2 separate regions of the Homo sapiens genome follow, and region 1 is linked to region 2. A link is a contact called in ENCODE Hi-C or POLR2A ChIA-PET data. All regions are on one chromosome and are shown on one strand. The core of a region is the stretch at or near the end of the contact, and the rest is flanking DNA. Distances in the headings are between cores, read along the strand shown. Region 1 overlaps LOC124905135 (collagen alpha-1(III) chain-like). Region 2 has its middle 34 kb from the start of WNT7B.

Region 1 (4,707 bases), core at 1,262-3,761, 99 kb before region 2:
GGCTACCACCTTCCTGGGGAAAAGCTGAGGGGGCAGATACGACTGTCAACCCCTCTTAAACAGGTGAGGAGACCGAGGCCCAGAGAGGCAACGTGACCTGGATGTCACACAGCCAAGGGGGCAGCAGAGTGAGGTCCAAATGTCCTGCTCCCTGCCAAGCTTTTTTTTTTTTTTTTTTTTTTTTTTTTGAGATGGAGTCTCACTCTGTCCCCCAGGCTGGAGTGCAGTGGCGCGATCTCGGCTCACTGCAAGCTCCGCCTCCTGGGTTCACGCCATTCTCCTGCCTCAGCCTCCCGAGTAGCTGGGACTACAGGCGCCCGCCACTACGCCCGGCTGATTTTTTGTATTTTTAGTAGACAGGGGGTTTCACCGTGTTAGCCAGGATGGTGTTGATCTCCTGACCTCGTGATCCGCCCGCCTCAGCCTCCCAAAGTGCTGGGATTACAGGCATGAGCCACTGCGCCCGGCCTGCTTCCTGCCAAGTTAAACGGCATGCTAGCTCTCAGCTCCCCATGCCCAAGTGGACTTGAAAGGTCTACCCCAGCCCTCCTTCCACAGCCCATCCTGAGCAGGCTGCCTACTCCAGGCAGGCCCCAGGCTGGGCTGGACCATTTAATCCTCACAGCCCTGGTAAGGCTGAGATCACGGATCCCACTTCATAGTGGAGAAACTGAGGCTCAGGGGGTGCTGAATCTCTAGCTCTAGGTGTCTTTGCTCTCAGAAGTTGGTCGGGGAGGGGGTCTGCTTGCTCTCTGGGCACGTGTCCTACTCCCTCCCGAGGGGCACTGGAGCAAATCCCAGGTCCTTAGCCAGCAAGGAGACCGCTGAGGCTCACACCTGGTGCCGCCCACCCAGAACTGGAGACTGAGATGCTGACTCACCCAGGAGTGGGGACCAGGAGGGCCCCGATGCAGCCCGACCCTCCTCTGTCCCAGCATCATCTCGCCTGGGGTCGCGAAGACCCCGTGTTCCCTCAAGGCCTCAGAACAAAAGCGGTATGAGAGGGTCTGGGGGTCCTGCTCCCCTGCTCCAATTCTGGGTCCCCTGGCTGGTGGGCAGGACCAAGATGTCCCTAAGGACTGTCCGGGCAGAGCCAGCCAGGGTGGGGTGAGGGCTGAAGGGACAGTGGCTGAGGGTCTCCTTGGACCCTCCCAGCTGTGGTGAGTGGCCGGAGGGGGAAGATCAAGGCCATCCCAGCTCCTCTGAGCTGAGGCTGACTCAGGCTGTCGCACACCTCATGATCAGCTCCCAGTCAGGTGGTCCACCCTGAGTGTCCCTGCGTCTGCCCCCATCTGCACCCCCGGGAGGTGCCTTGGGGGAGGCTGTGGGGTGGGTTGCACCCTAAGCACGCACTCTGGGCTCCTGACTTAATCTCTGAGACCCCCACCCCCTCAGGCTGGACTGGCCACCTGGGCTGGCTGGGTCCCCTCACACCTACTGGGTTCTGACTCATGGTCCCAGCAGGCTAAAAAGGGGGTGGGGCAGGACAGCCCAGTGGGCGGAGCTGTGAGAATCCAGGCCGGCCTCTGGGCTATGCTCTGGGCAGGTCTCATGCCCTCGTGAGCCGTGGTCTCCCCACTGAGGCAAGGGGTCAGCTGCCAGGGCCCCCGTCATCAGCCATCGGAGCTGGAGTGCAGGTGGGGACCACCATACTGATTCCAATGGCCCCAGCCTGGCCCCCACAGGTCCCCCAGGCCAGGACTTCAGCCTCCTAGAGCCTACAGTGCTCACCATGGGGGGACCCAGCCCACAGGTCGGGCTCTATAACGTGTGGCAGAGACAGAATGGGAGACAGGCCCCTAGTCCACCCTGGTCGTCACCACAAGTGCCCTCCCCCTGGGCCCCCAGCCCCACCTGGGAGAAGCAGATGTGACTCAGTTTCCCTCATTCGGCCTTTCTCGTTCTGGGCTAGACTTACCCAGGTGGCATCTTGAGTCATCCTGGGCGATGGCAGGTGGCCTCGGGGCATGAGGGCTGCACTCCAGGATGCCCGGTGGCTAGGTGACAGGAGAGGCCAGCGCAGGAGCTTCTGTCCCCAGGGAGTGCTCGAGGCAGGCTGGGCCCTGCAGACAGGCGGTGCACACAACAGAGCCCAGGGCCAGAGAGTGAGTCTTCAGGGTGTGGAGGTGAGGCTGAGCCTCTTCCACTCAGACGCCCTGCAATGAACCACGGCTCCTTCAGGCCCTGTCCAGCCTGAGGGGTGCACCACCAGGGTCAAAGATCACCATGCCCCAAGTGCACAGTGGGCAGATGAGGTGGGCCAACGGGGGGAGCTTGCTGGAAGAGTGGCGGGAAGACAAGAAGAGACATGGCTTCAGGGGAGGCCACAGCCTGGGCGAAGGTTTGGCTGTGAGACCATCAAGTCCCCACCTAAGGACCTCTGTGCCTGAGGGTGGGGCCTGGAGAGGACCGGGAGTGGCCTGGCTCTGAGATAGCCCTCCCTCCCTATCAGACCTCCCACGGCTCCTCCTACCTCCAGAGCCAGGATGGCAGGAGGCCCAGCTCACTGTGAGGAAGGCCAGCCCCAGGCAGGGGCTCCAGGTCAGCGCCACTTCTTGACCTGTTGGGTTTTAAAAACAAAAGTGACAAGTGTCAGCTCTGGAAGAGACGTGGCCTTACCCAGCTCTGAACCCCTTTGTGACCTTGGGCCTTGCCCAGCCGTCCCGCACCAGAACCGACACTCCAGCCTGGCCCGTCTCTCGCCTAGTGGCTCACCCACCCCTGTAAGGGCCTGGATGGAATGTGGAATGGCCTCCGTGGCCAGCCCTGTGTTGGACAATGCCAGGTCAGAGGGGACCAAGACCCAAGCCTGTCCTTGAGTGGTCAGTGGTCATGTCCCCCTGCTGGGAAGCCTGTGCCCTGCCAGGCTGGTGCCTGGATGCTCTAGGGCCCAGAGGAGGGCAGCAGGATGCACAGGGGGGACAGCCTGGTGCTGCTTTCCCGGGTGCCTGGCCTGTCAGCAGGTGGCTGGACTATGGAGGGAGGGGTTAAGCCCCCATTGCACCGAGGAGGATGCTGAGGGTCCAGGGGGGCTGTGGCTTCCCCTGGGACCCAGGACGAGGAAGGCTTGGGGTTCTCCCACGAGCGGAAACCCCCGGGAGGGGCCCACAGCATCCAGTCTGGGGCTGCAGGGCTTCGGCAAGGTCTTGTCCAGTGAATGAAAACTTCACCTCACGCCAGCCCATTCTGGCAGGAGTGCCCTTGCAGGGTGCGCACGGGGTGCAAAGGCCAGGGAGGTGCATCCAGGCAGGAAGGGATGTGGGTCCCCGGGGCTGAGCCCAAGACGCTGGATGGGAGCAGACATACCGTGGTTCCCTGCAGCCCTGTACCGTGTGACCTCGAGCAAGAGCAGCCCTGCTGGGGACCGGGAGAGTCACCCACCAGGCTATTGAGGGGCCTGTGGGGACACTGGGTGGGGGGTGCCCTTCCCTCCTCCTCCCTGAGCACCAGCCCTGCCCACGCTCCCAGCCAGCTAGGCCGTCTACCACTGTTGACACCCTCTCTACTGTCTCTGCCCCTCCCCAGCATGCCCGCAGCCCGGGCTCCCCCTCCAGCCTCCCAGAGCAGCAAGTGTCCCGGGCAGGCCTCTGCTCCCAGCATTGCCCTGGCCTGTCCCTCTGCCAGGCACAACCACCCTGCTTTTTCCTGCTCCTTTCCCCTGAGGGCCCTGTGTTCCCTGGTGAGTCCCAGCTCTGCCCGCAAGGCTCTAGGACTCGCATCTGGACCACCCAGGCCTGCAGTGGTCAGGGAGCCTGAATGTGGCAGTGCCCGCTCCGGGGGACTCTGAGGAGGGTGTATGGACACATTTCCTGCACACCCAACCCTGCTGTGCTCCACAGGACCAGGACACAGATGCTGTGACCTCAGCGGGCTCCACCCCCACCGCAGGAGGATCTGCACGCAATCAGGAGAACTCCAGCCGACAACCAGGGCTTTCTGGGGTGTGGGGTGGGGAAAGACTGATGTTTCAGCTTCGTGACCCACTCATGGAGCCATTTCTGAGCTGGTGGGGAGAAGGCCAGTTGCACGTGTTGTGGGGTGTGTGCGGGGGTGATCTCCAGGCCCACCTACCTGGCAGCCCTGGGGGTGAGCATGGGGCTCAGGCCTGGGGAGACAGCAGGAATCTCCCCTTTCTCAGGAGGCTTCCTGAGACAGACCAGAGAAACCCTTCGCAGCCAGCCTGGATGAGGGCTGGGAGGGCCATGCAGCGTAAACGGTGCTCCTTGAGCAGAGCTGACGGGGAGTGAGCAGTCGGCAGGCGCTCTGCCATCTGCCAGCTGCCACCTCCCGGGCGCTGCCCCGGCCCCACGGTGTCTGCCCGTGGGCAGGGTGCCCGGCAGGCCCAGGCGGGGGAGGGGCCGGGCCAGCCAGGACAGGTGTGCGGAGGCCTCGGTGGGCAGGTGGCCATTTCAGGGCCGGGCGGATGTCTGGAGCAAGTGAGGCAGACAGACGGTGTCACCCCGAAGTCACCTCGGGCTTGGCTCAGGGCCACTGGGAGCCGGACCCCCCCAAGGAGCACACCCCCGCCACCCTGATTGGGTTTCTCCCCATAAAGCGGCCAGTGTCTCTGCTCAGCAAGCCGTGCCAACAATGGATCTGGGAAAAAGACAGGGAGGGGTGGCGTCCGGGGGCTAGGACGGGAGGCGGGCCTCCTGCAAACACGGCCCAGAAAGCTAACGAGACACACACGGGGCAGCCTGCGGCTCT
Region 2 (5,039 bases), core at 1,984-4,483:
GAGGGTGGCTTCTTTCCTTCCTCCAGAGTTCAAAGCCATTTTCTGCACTTGGCCCCATGGCCTCTGAGCTCAGAGTTCACCCCTCATGGAGCTGGAAGGGACGGTTTCTAGAGAGGCCTCCATGCTTGGACCAGGATGAAAATCCTTCACCATCTTCAATGCAACAAGCTGTTCACGGACCCCCAGTGCCATTCTCTCATTCGTGTGTTCAGGCGTCCCTCATGCCCTCACTCATTTATTCAGCCCATGTGTTCACTGGGGGCCCCGTGCAGGGCTGGGGACGCTGCCATGGAGGAGGCGGAGGCACCCTTGCCCCAGAGGGAGCTCCTGTGAATTTCACTGCCAGCAGCTGGGAGGCTGGTGAGAGACTGTGGAGCCTGCGTCGGGCCAGGCCGGGGAAGGCCTCCTGGGTGATGAGGGCGGAGGTGGGTGCAGCTTGGTGGAGGCCAGGAAGCCCCGAGAGGAGGCCGCCAAGGCGTGGTGGGTTGGGGCAGGTGAGGGCAAGGGGGTGGAGATGGGCACAAGGCCTGGCTGGCACCATGGAAGGTGCAGCCACCCAGACCCCCAGAAGGAGGCTGAGTGTGGGGCCGCAGGACACCTGGGGGCCATGGGACAGGAGGGAGGCCCTGAGGCAGTGCCTGCCTGTGGGTTCCCCACCCCTACACCCCCCATCTCAGAACTCCCTCCAGGGCACACAGTCCTCAGCCGTGGTCCCTTCAGGGTTGGCCCGAAGGTCCTGGCTTCCGTGGGTCAGCCCCATCGATCCAGAGCATAAGGTCCAGCCCATTCTGCCCAACTCAGGCCAGCTCTGGTCCCTTTGAGCTGCAGAGCTCGCATAGGGTCAGGTACGCACAGGGTCCAATTGCTGCCCCTGCCTACGCCTGTGTCCTTCCCTTCGGTCCCCAGTGTTGGCTCCAGGGCAGCCCTGACATCCTGCTGGTGCAAGCTTGCCTCGGAGGCAGCTTCCGGGGGCCCATGTGGCTGCCGGGTCAGCAGAGCATGCTGCTGCCTGCCCCTGGGCTCCAGGCTGTTGGGCTGAGACCCCACAAGCTCCCCTGCAGGCAGGCCGGTGGTCCAGCCCCAAGTGGGGAAGTGGCAGCGGGAGGGGTGCTGGGAATGCCACTGCCAGGGAGCCCACAGTGACACAGACCAGGGAGCTTCTGCAGGCCTGGGAGCTGCTCTGTAGATGGCACCCCTTGCCCTGGGCCCCATCCTTATCTCCTTTCTCCTTAAAATCAGAGCCTCTCCCCTGCAGGCCAGCCCAGTGTCCCTCAGCTCTGGGTCCTTCTAGCCTCAGTGCCCCTTGGCTTCCCATGCTGCTGAATCACAGTGATTGGGATGACAGGGTCCCGCCTCCTCTGCCTCTGAGTTCCAGGACCGCAGACGCCATTGTAACCCACGCACCCGCAGAGGCCTGTCTATGAGCTCCTGTCGTGCTCTGGGTCTCCCCAGAAGCCGGCCCTGAAGCAAAGATTCATGTGAGTGGCCCCGGGAGGGAGGGCCTCGGCCAGTCCAGGGCACTCCGCTAGTGGAGTCAGCCACCGCCTGGCCCTGGGCTCTGTCTCGGGAGCCTGAGCCGGGAGGGCAGGCCTCTGAGTTGCCCCTGTGGAGGGCTTTTGTCCCCAGCCCCATCCCTCCCTGGGGGAGGACCGCCTCCCGCACTGCACTCTGGCATTCTGGGTTTGCCTGGCTTGGGGCCGAAGACAGCATCTGTCCACAGTAGCAGCAAAAATACCCTTCACACATGGGCCCAGGACTGGTCACTCTTTGGGGGTGCCCCTTGGGAGGGTGGAAGTCCCACGGGATATGTTGCTGCTGAGCCCCAGTCACTGTGGCTGGACAGAGAAACCCTATTCCTTTATCCGCTGAGATCCTGCTGTCTTCATTCTCCTGAATGGCTGGGCAAGGGAACTGGGTGCCAGAGGGCAGAACTGGGGTAGTGCCTGCCCCGGCCCTCCCAGCCTCTCCCCTCCACTCCCTGTCCCCACCGCCAGCCCCAGCTTGTTCCCCAGAGACCCAAGGGACAGGCTGTGGGGCCTGGCAACTCAGCCCCGACGGGCCCAGTCTAAACCGGTGTTCCGCCAGGGAGGCCCATTTGGCCGTCCGGTTGCCTAAACAGCCCAGCCTTTGTCCGGGGCGGTCACAGGCGCTGTTTGCTCAGTGCCCGGCTTGTTTTTCCCAGGCCAGTGAGGCAGGCAGAGGCACCGGAGCCATGGAAACAGCACAGACCACCTGTCCTGCCCCAGCTCCGCTCCCGCTCGGTTGCTTTCTCTGCCTCTGTGGACCTCCTGGTGCGCTGGCCCTATCCCAGCTGGGCCCTGGGCAGAGCAGGACTCACTGTCTTGCCCCCGCCCACCCTGGGACTTCAGCTGGGCCCAGCACAGAGAGAGCCAAGGGGTTTCTGGAGCTCTGGAGTCCCTCCACCTGCTCTCAGCACTCACCAGACGCAAGCTCTGTGGACCATGGGGACTGAGGGCTCCTTCCTCTGCCCCCCGGCACTCCTTCCCCCAGCCACTCTCCTGGGGAGGGGCCAGGGATGAGGCCAGCTCAGGGAAATACTCTCTGACCTGAGTTGCCCCAACAGGAAATAGGCTATCTTGAAAGGTGGTGAGTTCCCTGTCATGTGAGGCATGCAAGGGTAGACTCCTAGGGCTGCTATAAGGGAATCTTTATTGTATGGGAGGGGACATTAATGGATCGAGTGAGTATAGAAAGAGTTCTTTCTTTTGTTCATTCATTCACTCCATTTATTGACTGACTCATTGATTCATTCAGAAAACACCAGTGGTGTGGCATCCATCCTCTGGCCTAGGCTGGGTGCCAGGTGCAGAACATTCAACCGTGAGACTGCAGTCATGACTCCTGCTTTCATGGCAGGCAGAGTCACATGGGTAAGAGGATGTGGGGGAGACACACATGAGAATGAACAAGGCCTCCAGGAAGGTGGGGTAGGAGCCGAGAGGGATCAGAGAGATTATGAGTTTCGTGCCCTATTCCATGGGTGGAAAACTGAGGCACAGAGGGATACTCATGCCACATAGAACCTGGATAACTCCCCAGAGCTTCTGGGTCCACAGTCATCCAAGCTGCAAACGCCGCTGAGAATCCTGAGGAGGGGAGGCTCCTTCCAGGTGTTGGGAGTGGCTTGGGAGTGCTCCAGCAACCCCGCATGCCCCAAGCACTGCTTATGGGCCAGGCTGGGGTGGGGAATGCTGAGAGCACTGGGGAGAACCTGTTCTTGGGACTGACTTCCAGATTAAGACAATCTTGCTTCGAGGGGCTGTGTGGCTGGCTTTAAGCACCAGGAAGTTCTGATCTTCTCACCTGTTCTAGTTAATTAGTGCTGCATAACAAACAGCCCCAAAACAGTGACTAAAACTACAGCCACTTTATTACGCTCAGGAATTCTGTCCTGAAAGGGCACAGTAGGGACAACTCCACTCTACTCTGTGTGGTTCAGTGGCTCACCCGAGACAACTCAAATGGCTGGGGGCCGGGACACCTGCTGCTGGTGGATCCACTTCCAAGATGGCTTCTGCATTCGCATGGCTGGTGCCTGGGCTGGGCTGGCTGGAAGGCTGGAACTGTCAACCAGTGCACCCCCATGTGACTCCTCATGGAGCTTGGGCTTCCTCACAGCATGGAAGTCTCAGGTTGTTGAACTTCCTTCTTAGATGGCAACTTAGGACTCCAAGTTATAAGCCATATGGTCTTTTATGAGTGAGCCTTGGAAGTTACCCAACAACACTTCTGCCGCATTGTCTTGGCTGAAGTAGTCACAAGCCCACCTGGATTCAAGAGGAGAGGCCATAGGGCCCACGCTTCAATGGGAGAAGGACCAAGGACTTTGCAGCCATATTTAACACTGCCACACTAGCCTCCAATTTCCTCCTTTCCTCTCTGAAAATTCTGCCATCTGCCAAAGTTGGGCTTAAATTCCAAGCCAGAAAAACTTCCTGCTAATTCCTATCCCCAGTAACACTTCCTGCCCACCGCTGCATTCTTGGTTATGGTTGCTCTAATAAGTAATGGGGACAGTCATGAATGTGATGCCCCTCACTTGGCAACCATGCCCATGTGTTCACACATGTATATTCTTCTTTGGTTCTTAGAGTAATCCTGTGAGGCATTTTAGATGAGCGAGTGGGCATCTCACATGGAGTTTTGCGGGGTGAGTAGGAGTTTTCCTGACAGACAGGGTTTGAGGAAAAGTATGATGAGCTTGGGCACATGTACAGTTGGGTGGGGCTGGAGGACAGTGTCACTGACTTGAGGCAAGAGGCTTCTCTGTGGAGAAGTGCTCCACACAGTCCTCTGTTTTAGGAAGACTCCTCTGGCCCAGACAGTGTGAAGGCTGGAAGCTGGCCTGGGGGAGCTGGCACTGAGGCTCATTCATGGACCCCCACAAGTGCCTGTCTGCCTGTGCCTCCTACGTGGTTTCACGAGTCCTTTCAACCATTATCTGGGTGGGCATTGTCAACCCATTTTACAGATGAGAAAGCCGGGCTGGGCGCAGTGGCTCATGCCTGTAATCCCAGCACTTTGGGAAGCTGAGGCGGGCAGATCACTTGAGCTGAGTTTGAGACCAGTATGGGCAACATAGGGAGACCCTGTCGCTACAAAAATGAACCAACAAACAAAAATTAGCCAGGCATGGTGGTGTGCACCTGTGGTCCCAGCTACTCGAGAGACTGAGGCGGGAGGATTGCTTGAGCCCAGGAGGTAGAGGTTGCAGTGAGCCATGATCGCACCACAGCACTCCAGCCTGGGTGACAGAGAAAGACCCTATCTACAAAACACACACACACACACACACACACACACAAAACAGATGAGAAAACTGAGGCACCAAGAGGTGTTTCTGGAATCCAAACTTGGCAGGAAGGCTAGGAGCAGGGTTGGGAGCTGCCCTTGTCTCCTCCACAGGCAGGAAGCTTGTCCTCCCTCTCCAGCACCTCAGCTGCCCCTGCCACCCCCACCCCTCTCAGCCCTGACCCTGTGGTCCAGAAAGGCCTCTGGAGGCCAGCTGTGGGTGGCAG

What was found. Hi-C counts contacts between places; a loop is a spot of excess contacts on that map. ChIA-PET counts read pairs that join two places held with the same protein, here RNA polymerase II (POLR2A). Pooled maps may share reads with other maps.
Region 1: a loop to region 2 is called in a map of right lobe of liver, with 6 times the contacts of the local background. The contact joins two enhancer-like sites. A Hi-C loop is called at or near these places in 128 of 168 maps with a recorded cell type or tissue (A673, B cell, CD4-positive, alpha-beta T cell and 73 more), 37 of 37 single-sample maps with no recorded cell type and 48 of 50 pooled maps. POLR2A ChIA-PET finds 5 or more read pairs at or near these places in 32 of 52 experiments (A549, AG04449, AG04450 and 28 more).

What each region holds. Positions count from the first base shown.
Region 1 is chr22:46,107,120-46,111,826 of GRCh38, reverse strand. It overlaps LOC124905135 (collagen alpha-1(III) chain-like), which reads right to left. Exons shown (of 2, transcript XM_047441696.1): 2 at 1-4,707. It overlaps MIRLET7BHG (MIRLET7B host gene), which reads right to left. Exons shown (of 5, transcript NR_110479.1): 4 at 2,474-2,560; 5 at 1-2,063. Among named protein-coding and RNA genes, the nearest start is that of MIRLET7A3, 3.3 kb to the left of the region's middle. RefSeq lists an enhancer at 517-1,050. Within about 2 kb of position 2,511, at least 17 of the 41 ENCODE cell types and tissues checked have a DNase peak (open chromatin) inside an H3K27ac peak, as active enhancers do; they include uterus, where a contact is called at or near this core.
Region 2 is chr22:46,008,470-46,013,508 of GRCh38, reverse strand. It overlaps the pseudogene LOC730668. Among named protein-coding and RNA genes, the nearest start is that of WNT7B, 34 kb to the right of the region's middle. Within about 2 kb of position 3,233, at least 3 of the 41 ENCODE cell types and tissues checked have a DNase peak (open chromatin) inside an H3K27ac peak, as active enhancers do; they include uterus, where a contact is called at or near this core.